Regions from separate parts of the Homo sapiens genome. Here region 2 is linked to region 1. The links are chromatin contacts, found by Hi-C in ENCODE. All regions are on one chromosome and are shown on one strand. The core of a region is the stretch at or near the end of the contact, and the rest is flanking DNA. Distances in the headings are between cores, read along the strand shown. Region 1 holds the start of LINC02852 (long intergenic non-protein coding RNA 2852). Region 2 has its middle 110 kb from the start of SPATA8.

The links. A loop is a pair of places that touch in the nucleus more often than their neighbours do. Pooled maps may share reads with other maps.
Region 2: a loop to region 1 is called in a map with no recorded cell type, with 3 times the contacts of the local background. The contact joins the enhancer-like site here to the promoter of LINC02852 in region 1. A Hi-C loop is called at or near these places in 1 of 168 maps with a recorded cell type or tissue (endothelial cell of umbilical vein), 1 of 37 single-sample maps with no recorded cell type and 4 of 50 pooled maps.

What each region holds. Positions count from the first base shown.
Region 1 is chr15:94,586,585-94,591,219 of GRCh38, forward strand. It overlaps LINC02852 (long intergenic non-protein coding RNA 2852), which reads right to left and starts at 2,672. Exons shown (of 3, transcript XR_932641.4): 1 at 2,513-2,672.
Region 2 is chr15:96,888,617-96,893,563 of GRCh38, forward strand. No RefSeq gene overlaps it. Among named protein-coding and RNA genes, the nearest start is that of SPATA8, 110 kb to the left of the region's middle. Within about 2 kb of position 1,697, at least 4 of the 41 ENCODE cell types and tissues checked have a DNase peak (open chromatin) inside an H3K27ac peak, as active enhancers do; they include endothelial cell of umbilical vein, where a contact is called at or near this core.

The DNA.
Region 1 (4,635 bases), core at 1,422-3,921:
AGCTACCATAGCAAAATACCATAGACATGGGGGCCTTAAAAACAATATTAATTGTCTCACAGTTCTGGAGGTGGCAAGTCCAAGATAAGGTGTTGGCTGAGTTGGTCCCTTCTGAGGCTCTGAAAGAGACTCTGTCCAATGCCTCTCCGCACATCCTGATGGTTTGCTGGCCATCTTTGGCTTGTAGATGCATCATTCCATCTCGGCCTTGATCTCTGCATGGCATTCTCCTTGTGAGTCTTTGTATTGTCTTCTCTTTGTGCACATTTGTGTCTCTGTCACAATGTACCCTTTGTATTAAGGACACTAGTTACGTCGGATGAGGCCTCACCCTAATGACTACCTCTTAACTTGACTATATTTACAAAGATACTATTTCCAAATAAGGTCATGCTTTGAGGTACTGGTAGTTAGGATTCCAATATGTCTTTTCAAGGGGACACAATTCACTCCTAACAGTCAGACCAGCCCTTAAGAGATTGATGACTTCTTCTTCTTGTCTTGAACACTCGCATTTGCAAATTAGCCACCCTGTTTTGAGGAAGCCAAAGGGCTTCATGGGGAGGCCCATTTGGAGAGGACCTGAGGCCCTCTGGCCAACAGCCCCACCTCAGTTCCCAGCAAGGACTGCCAGCTGTGTGAGTGAGTTATCTTGGAATAGATAACTCACTTCCAGACCTCAGTGGAGCTAACACAGCTGCCCTGTGTATAACAGTCATGTGCTACTGCTAATGAGCCTGACCCAAATTGCATATTTGTGAGCAAAGCAAATGTCTGTTATTGTTTTCAGCCACTAAGTTACATGAGAATAGATCATCATAACAATATCCTTGAAAGCAGACATTACACAAGTAGTTGTGTGTGACAAGTGTTGGAAATGAGAAGCACAAGACCCCGGCAGGGAGTAAACAAGACAGCTTAGCCGGTCTTGCACTGGTCTGCTTTGTTACTAAGTAAATGCTCTTCCGTGCAGATCAATTGGAGGTGCTTTACTAGTTTGGCATTCCTAGCAAAAGGCATATTTGTTCTTGCCTACCTGGCTTTCTGAGATGCATTTAATTCGAAAACACCTTCACTCTCTTTGCATCTGTGTTTCCCCTTTGGGAAGTGGGAAGGGTGGGAAAGCCCGTAAGTGGGTGATAACAGCTCCCATCCAAAGAGAACTCCATTTACTTTCATCTCCTTCATAATGGCACAGAAAATGGAGCATAAAAATACCCCGTGGAAGGTTAAGTGCTCTGTACTAACAGTGGAGGATATGGAGGAGGCAATGAAGCGAAGGTCGGAATGAACAGGGAGGGGTGAGTTCACATGTGGGTGGTTTCTTTCTTTTCTTTTCTTTTCTTTTTTTGCCTCCTCTTTTACTACTGTTCAAATGAAGCTATGTGATACAACACTTAATAATAAAGGGAAATTGCACAGCAGATAGGCAAGGTGACCACTTTTGACAAGAGTCCCTATCAAATCAGGTAATCCAGAGTGGTATGCTACATTCAGCAAACCAGAACAAGGCCATCTTGTCTTCTAAGAAAACCTGAGGCCAGGTTTATATTCCAAGTCTGTTGTGAGGGATGGGCAGAACCGGATGGGGCTGGGTCCAAGGGGTCATTCTGTTCAACATCTAGGACAGCTGTGTTGGACAATGGTGTGCTTTTAGTTTAAGGAACCCGGGGTCCAGGCTTGGGATGGCATTGGAGCTTTAGACATGGTTTCCTTGGTTCATTCACTCAATGAATACTGAGTGCCTTATATATGCCAGACATTGACGTAGGTAGGCAATGAATAAGTCACACAAGGACTCTGTTCATGTCACAGATTCATTCTAGCAAAGAGAGTGGCACAAATATAACAGACATATATGTATATATATATAATTTTAATTATAATAAAGTGACAAAGTGGAGGGTAAAACTGTCAGTCTTTTTATTCAAAGACCTTTCATTCAAACCCTGATATTTCCTTAAGTGACTTAAATAAACTCCAAATGACTTCTCATGGCATTTAAGATCCTGCACAATCTAATTCCTACTATACTTCCAAAATTATTTTTTTTCTCCTTTCATCATTCCTCAGGACACACCTGTACATTTCAGTGTTGTGAAGCATAGCTCTGGTATCAGACTGCCTAGGTTCAAATCTCAGCTATGGCACTCATTAGCTATATGACCTTAGGTAAGTTACTCAGCCTCTGTGAGCCTTAGCTTTGACTTCTGTAAGATGAGTAGAATACGATTGCTATCTCCCTGGGTGACTGTGAAAATCAGACGAGATCATGGATATGAGAGGGCAGCATTCATACTAAAGTAAGATATGACTTACTTGGAAGTATTAATGACTACATTATAATAAAAGTTTATGTGTGTATTCATATATATATATTCTATATTTAATCTAACAGTGACTCTGTTCTGAGTCAGAATATATCTTAATGCCACATAGTAAGCCTTAGACTGTGCCTATTTTACTATTCATGCACAGTGGATAGATGCTGAATAAAATATAGTCAACTCACTGGTGTCTTGCGGTGATGGCAGAGATCCTTAACTAGGAGGAATGCTGTTTCAGAGGGCTCAGAATGGGTAATTAGGAGACTGTCACAAGGAAGCGTGAAGAACTGCACTCTTTAGCTTAAAGAACTGCAGTTGGGAGCCATATGATGAGAATCCATGTGTGCCACTTGGCAACATTAGAATTCCAAAACAGAGTGATCTTTAAAGATTCCCTCCCCTTGCAGCTGGGTGGAGAGGTGATCTGGGCTGCTCTGGAAACAGCGGTGAGCCTTTTATCATTTAAATATTATTCCATCGGGGGCAGAAAAGGGGGACAAAATACTGAAAATAAAAGTTAATTAAAAAATAAAATCAAGAGAAATGTCTCTCAGAGGCCACCTCTGGTACAGAGACCACCTGTCATTAAGCATTTTCCTGTCTATAAACCCAAGATTGGAAGCTGATCGACTCTTCTCTTGTTTAATTTTTAATGCCTCCTGTCTGGTCTCTGTGGTAGCTATTATAAACAGAGGCTGTCACATAGATATGTACCTTGCCCAGAGAAAAAGTGATGCTTCCCACTACCAGAACTGATATCCACTGGGCAAAACCTGCAGTGGGATTTATTACTTGCCTTGGAGAATTTGCTCTTGCATTGATGCAAGTCTCTCCTCTCCTTGTGGGTGGATTAATATAATAATAGAGGAAGAGAATGTCGTTGAGAAAAGAGAATAAATGGTGGCTCCTGAGCAACAGGGTATCTTCAGATCCTAATTTTCACCTTTCTGGTTCCTTGGGTCACTCATTCAATACAAATTTATTGAGCATCTACTATGTGCCATGCATTGTTGTATGTACTGAGGTCAAAGCAACAAAGCCAGAGAAAAATCTTTATTCTTTTACCCCACAAGACATTCTATTGAGGAAAGGGAGAGAATAAATACTTTAACAAATAAGAGTGCTGGGCCATTTTAAATGATGAAAGGGCAAAGAAAGTAAAAGCTGGAAATATGGCACCCTGGGAAGTGGGTAGGAAAGGCCCCCTAAGGAGGTAATGGTTAAGTAATAAGGTGAGTGATGAGGAGCAGCCAAGAAGGCAAAATCACATGGAATGGCATTCCAAGAAGAGGGAATGGCAAACACAAAGGCCCTGAGTTGGAGATGAGCTTAGCTTCTTTAAGAAGCAGAGGCATTCGCTGCGTTAAGAGAAGGGACTTCAGACTTATGATGAATACAGGCAATTGAAGGTGCCAGAGGACTTTCAGGAACCTGTAAAAAGGGGGAAGATTTGGTTCTGAGATTAGGTTTCAAACCTGGGATGCAAACATTCAATTACAGCCTCATTTTGGCGAATGTGAAAGAAAAGTGTAGGAGATCATCTTTCTTGAGTGGATTCACTCAGTCGTGCTCCCTAGACATGACCTTCATGGACCTGTTGCCTTGGTCTCCAGGGACCCGTTCCCTCCTGACTATATGAATGCAGTGGTCTTTATACTGGGAGCCCTTTCTCCTTCCGTCACTCCAGGCCCCAATATTCTATCTTCCTTCTGCTTCCCTATCACCTTCCTAAAACACACCCCATAAAGCCTCCCTCCCGTTCAATAGTGGCCTTTGAATTTCAACAGGAAGAACTAGCTCCTTAGCACCCCACACAAGACACTCACAGTCTGCCCTCTGCACACCTGGATTCCACGTGGCTGCCCACCACTTCTCCACAAGCACCCATGCTTACGAAGAGCCACCTGCATCCTGGCAGCCCCCAGCACCTTGACTTCGGCTCTTCCCTGGGCTAGACGGCTCATCCTTTCCCTCAACAGGAGGAGACGCTATGTTTTTTTGTTTTTGTTTTTGTTTTTTTTTTGAGTCAGAGTCTCACTCTGTCACCCAGGCTGGAGTGCAATGGTGCAATCTCGGCTCACTGCAACCTTTCCCAAGAGAAGAAAGCCAGGCCAGGTAAAGTGTTAGATTGGAGAGGAAGAGGAGGCCAGGCAAAGTTTGCAGGGAAGAGCATTTCAGTAGGTAAAATCGCAACACCAAGGCTTGAGTTAGAAATGAACTTGGTGGGTTGATTTCTAGTTTGTACCCTCTGAGCTCTGGGCGACTGAGGGTGTTATGGGTGGAGGGGGCTGGGGAGTGCCCATAGTTT
Region 2 (4,947 bases), core at 447-2,946, 2.3 Mb after region 1:
CAGGCTTTGAGTAGGATTTTGCTAGAATCAAAGTGGTTCCATGGGGTAGTTAATACAAAGATGAAAGAATATGGTTAAAAGGGTAAATTTAAGAATGGGATTCTAAGGATAGAAGTGGCAGAGTAGATTCAGAATGACAACGAAAAAAGATGAAATGTGAAAAAGGACATGACTGGATATTGATAAAACCAAGGAGGGGAATTAATCAAATGAGAAGTTCCAGGCCTAGTTAGCTCTTTCTTAGGCCACCCTCCCTGTTTTATGTGAAGAAACTGACATGTACAGAGAGTAGTTGAAACCATGTGAGTGATTCAAGGAAAAACATTAAAATCCTCTGATGAAATCCTTTGTTTATGAGCACAATTTACCAGAACACGAACTGCCTTTGGGGCTTTCCTTTGCTTGTCTCCATAACTAAAGTAGAGTCCCACTGCTGATTCAGAAACATATCTGCCATTAAGATGGGGTAGGGTTCTAAGTTTTTACCAAGAAAATTAACCAACCCAATTGTGGTGAAAATTTTGGTTTGATAAGTGAGCATAACTTTATGTGAAGGACTTAGCTAGGTTAGGTGGAAGGATAAACTGTGTGTGTGTGTGTGTGTGTGTGTGTGTGTGGATTTCATCAGTTTTTCTGTTTTAATGGTTTCTTTTTTGCCATTGTTTATCTGCCAGTACCCTGATTATGCAGTTGCCCTTTATAACCAAAAATGGATACTTTTTTTTCTTCCTGCGGTAGAACTTCAACAAATGCTGCTTTGAATCTGAAACTGGCAGAACTGATGGAAAGACAAGTACCAAATGCTCAAGTATATCTGACATGATGCATTTGAAGCATTTTGTATCTTAGTAATGAAAGAAAAAATTGTAAACTTGAGTAAATTATATTTAATTACAAAAAGTCTATAGAATATAGAGGTAAATTGAGAGTATAAAGTAGCCAACTGTTTCTGTTGACTTTAAATAGTGTCAATTCAAACACTATGTCGGGCAAATGTTGAAAAAACTGAAATGATCAGTGTAGATTTTAGTTCAATTTGAAAAATATTTATTTAACTGCCAATCTTATTAAAAGAAGAAACCTTTTAAAGTATATTGGAAATAAGTTGACTGCTCTCTTACCTAAAGGGATCTTAATTATAAATGACTCATACATAAAAAAATTAAAATGTAGCAAAGCAATACTGAAGGTAATATAATATAAATATTATATAAAATTCAAATATATCTAGTATATTGCATTCTTCAAAAATAATCTGGGCTGGAATTACTTTTTATGTGGCACAGACCTCTCCTGTTCCCGGCAATTCCAGAAAGTTCAGAAGTCACGTGGGAAAATATTGTAACATGGGAAATTATACTTAATATTAAATATGCAATGAATCAACATACAATGGTTTGTCTAAATGTTGACAGAAATCATGTGAACCATATTTTTTATTATGTAGCTACCCTAAGATGGAAAATTGTTTGGTGTTCGTTTCCAAAAGGAATCCTTCGTCAGAATGTTTGTGGGCTTTATTTTTTTTTTCTTCTCTCTCATTCTCTTTCACTTTCTCTTTCTCTTTTAAGGTAATATACTTTGCTCTCTGTGAAGCCCTTTGACTTGAAGAAATAGTGATCTAAGATAATGTCCTGCCATCCAGAAGAATTGTAGGCACGGGAGAGATTGAAATTGGTGTGTAATGTTATTGCTTCCTTCATTTCATAACTGTAAAGCAATGTGCTAATCAAAGAGCCAGTCTGTGTGCACATGCGAGCTCTCTGTCTGGGAGGCAGACCTGATGCAGACCAGAACCCCTGCTTTCCAGGTGGGCTACAGTCTATGAGGCTCCTTCTGTGTTCTGTATTTTGACTTGCTTAGACTTTCAGATAAAACTTAAAGTTACAGCAATATCTTTTTTTTTTTTTTTGCCAGAGTTAAGTCAGATAAACTTGAATATTCAAGTTAATGTTTATTTACTGACTTACTTCAATATAGAATATTTCTTTTTTTCTTTAAAAAGAGTGCTAAGAATATTTCCGAGCTTTGCAGGATGCATCTCATTTGGGTCTCTTTTTTCTTACTGGGGCAAAGTAAATATACAAAATGAACCCCACACCATTTATATCAGAGTAAGAAACACAAACTTTAGATGTGATTTTAATATGATGCATGTGGGGAAAGGATTCCACAGCAACTGCTTAGTACCATCTTTCATTTATTTTTTTGCCTAGAATCCTGGACAGGGTGGGTCATTTTCTTCACGCATTGCTCCTGTTCACATTTTTTTTTCTTTCTTTAAAATTGCGGAGGCTTGGCTGTTGCTATTTGGTGTTGCTTGACCCTTCTGGTCTCGCAATGACTCCCGGGGGTGAAGGAGAGCTTCCTAAAGTTCTGAAGGAGAAAATTTAATCAGCAAAGTAATCATTTCTGCTGTGATGGAAAAAAGGAGGCCGGTATGAATGACAAAACAGCTGTGGACCACCAAAAAAGTCAACTGGAATTGGAAGGAGGGAGACCTAAAAAAAAAAATTGCTTCGAAGGCATAGCATTAAAGGGAAAATGAATCAGAAAAGAGATCTGAAGTGCTAGAATGCACTGCTTAATAACTTTAAATAGTCCATTGAGTCTTCCGGAATTTTTTTTGTTCTTCTTCAAGAATAATCTGCTTACATCGTTAAGACCTCAGCTAAGCTCAGTAACACAAATTACCAGATGTTGTATCCCCTAGTTTTTCCATCAAAAGACCAACCACCAAGCTTGTTGAAAGAGAAAGGTCATTGTCCCTCCCTGGCTATAAAACTATTTTTGCAACTCCTAACAAATGAAATGAGAATACCTTTCAGCTGTAGAAGGAACCTATCTCCCGCTCCTTCGAAGTCCCCCTGTTTGGCTTTGTTATTTTCTAATAACGCACTCATGTGTAAGCTAATAACGTGAACAGAGGGAAAATGAAGAGACTTAAAAAAAAAAAAAAAAAGGAAAAAAGCAGAATGAATTAGGGCAATTGAGGTCGCTCTGTTTCATTTTTGCTGGAAGGATTTTAGCCCTAGTTTTTACCTTATCGCTTATTACACAATTTACGATAAAATGAGATGTGATTCCATTCTTATTGTTGTGCTATAGTCTATTGAACATGCATATATAGAATTCATTTCAGATTTAAACACTATCTTAATTATAAACTGAATAAAATGGACAACCTATCAGGTTTTCTAAATTGCATTCTAACAAATAGTTTCATTTTTTATCACATTTCTACTGTTGACATATTGGGTATAATAATGTTCAGGGAATATTCCCTTTTAATGCAGTGTCTTAATTGTGCCAAAGTATTTCCCATGTGACAACTAATAGTTTATTTCTGACTTACAAGTTTGAGAACTTTAACCGTATGTCATGCCTTGCAATATTTTTCATGATGATCTGCTTAAATAACACTATCAGGAATTTTTTTTTGTTTTAAAATCACCTACAAATGATATATATTTTGCATATTGAAAAGACATCATAAGTATATTACATGTAACTTTCTATTTTCTTTAATAAATAATGTGATTGCTTGTATTTAGGATTCATTTACAGACACTTTTCCAACAAAAGACTTACGTACATTAAGTTGAAAATATTGAAAGAAATATCTCAATTGTGATTAAAAATGAAATACCCAGTTAATGGAATATAGAATGCAATTTTTAAAGAAAAACATATGTGCCAGAACCTGAAAAGTTAAGTCTTATTTTTATATTTACTCACTACAAACTGTGAACGTTGCTTTAAATGAAAAATACGTACCTGATTAAACATATAGTTTTAAAGTAGTCCTAAATATAGTATATTTAAAGTAATCCTTCAAAGTAATTCTGAGTTAATAGCATGGGTCCTAATCCTCAGAATGTAATGCTATGTATTCTTTAAAAACGCTGATTTGTATTCATATGATATTTTAAAATGTAAAAGAATAATCATGCTGAGAAAAATCTGACATTGGAAACTGAAGACAACATATAATTTTGTAATTAAAGGTAAATTTTTCATATGTGCAGCATTTGTTGAAGAATTTCTAACTTAAAAATCACTTAAATTTAATTTTACATGTCAAATACATAACTATTTCACTGACACAGGGGAAAGAATTTAATTAGCACTTTAATGTTAATTGTTTATTAATGTGTTAAGCTTATCAAACTGCCTCATTTAACTTAATAGATATTGCTATACTTTCGTATATTATTCTAATAAAGTATACAATTTGGATTTTTTTCCCTTCTTTTTCAAGTTCCCATGCAACACCTACACGTAAACCTGGCCAACTGGTCTGTTAGAACAGAGCGGGGTGTTTCCTGAAGTTTGAACCTAAACTATTAAATAAAACAGTTATCCTGCAAGACCCAAGAGCTATTACTGCCTACTAATGTCGTCTTGCAGATACTTTTTTTGAACAGTACACAAGAAAGTTGATTCATTTCTCTCTCTCTTTGACTATAAGTAGGGGGTTGTCCAACACACACACACACACACACACACACACACACACACACACACACAATTTTTAGTCATTTTTTTCAATTTAAATGATTTGCTATCACAGTTACTCCATCTTTTATCTCTAAAATAGTTTCAACCCTGTTAATGTGTGCATGTACTTTTTTCTTATCAGCCTCTCAGCAGCATTTGTGATTCATAGCAGCCATCAAAGTGATAATAAACTCATTCACAATACTAACAAACACGGGGCTCCCAGTTATTTACGAGGCAAATTCACTGCAAGGCTGGGCTGTGGAACGGGAGAATCAAGATGGTGTTGATTGATAAATTGACAGGTTAATTTACAAGTGGATAATAGGAGTTAGACCCAGAGGGAAAGAAGGAAGGTCTGAATTCTAGCTTGGTTGCACTGCCATCTGTCTTATGCCCAGAAAGCTGCAGGACTGCTGGCTGGCAGGATCAAATACATACACATTC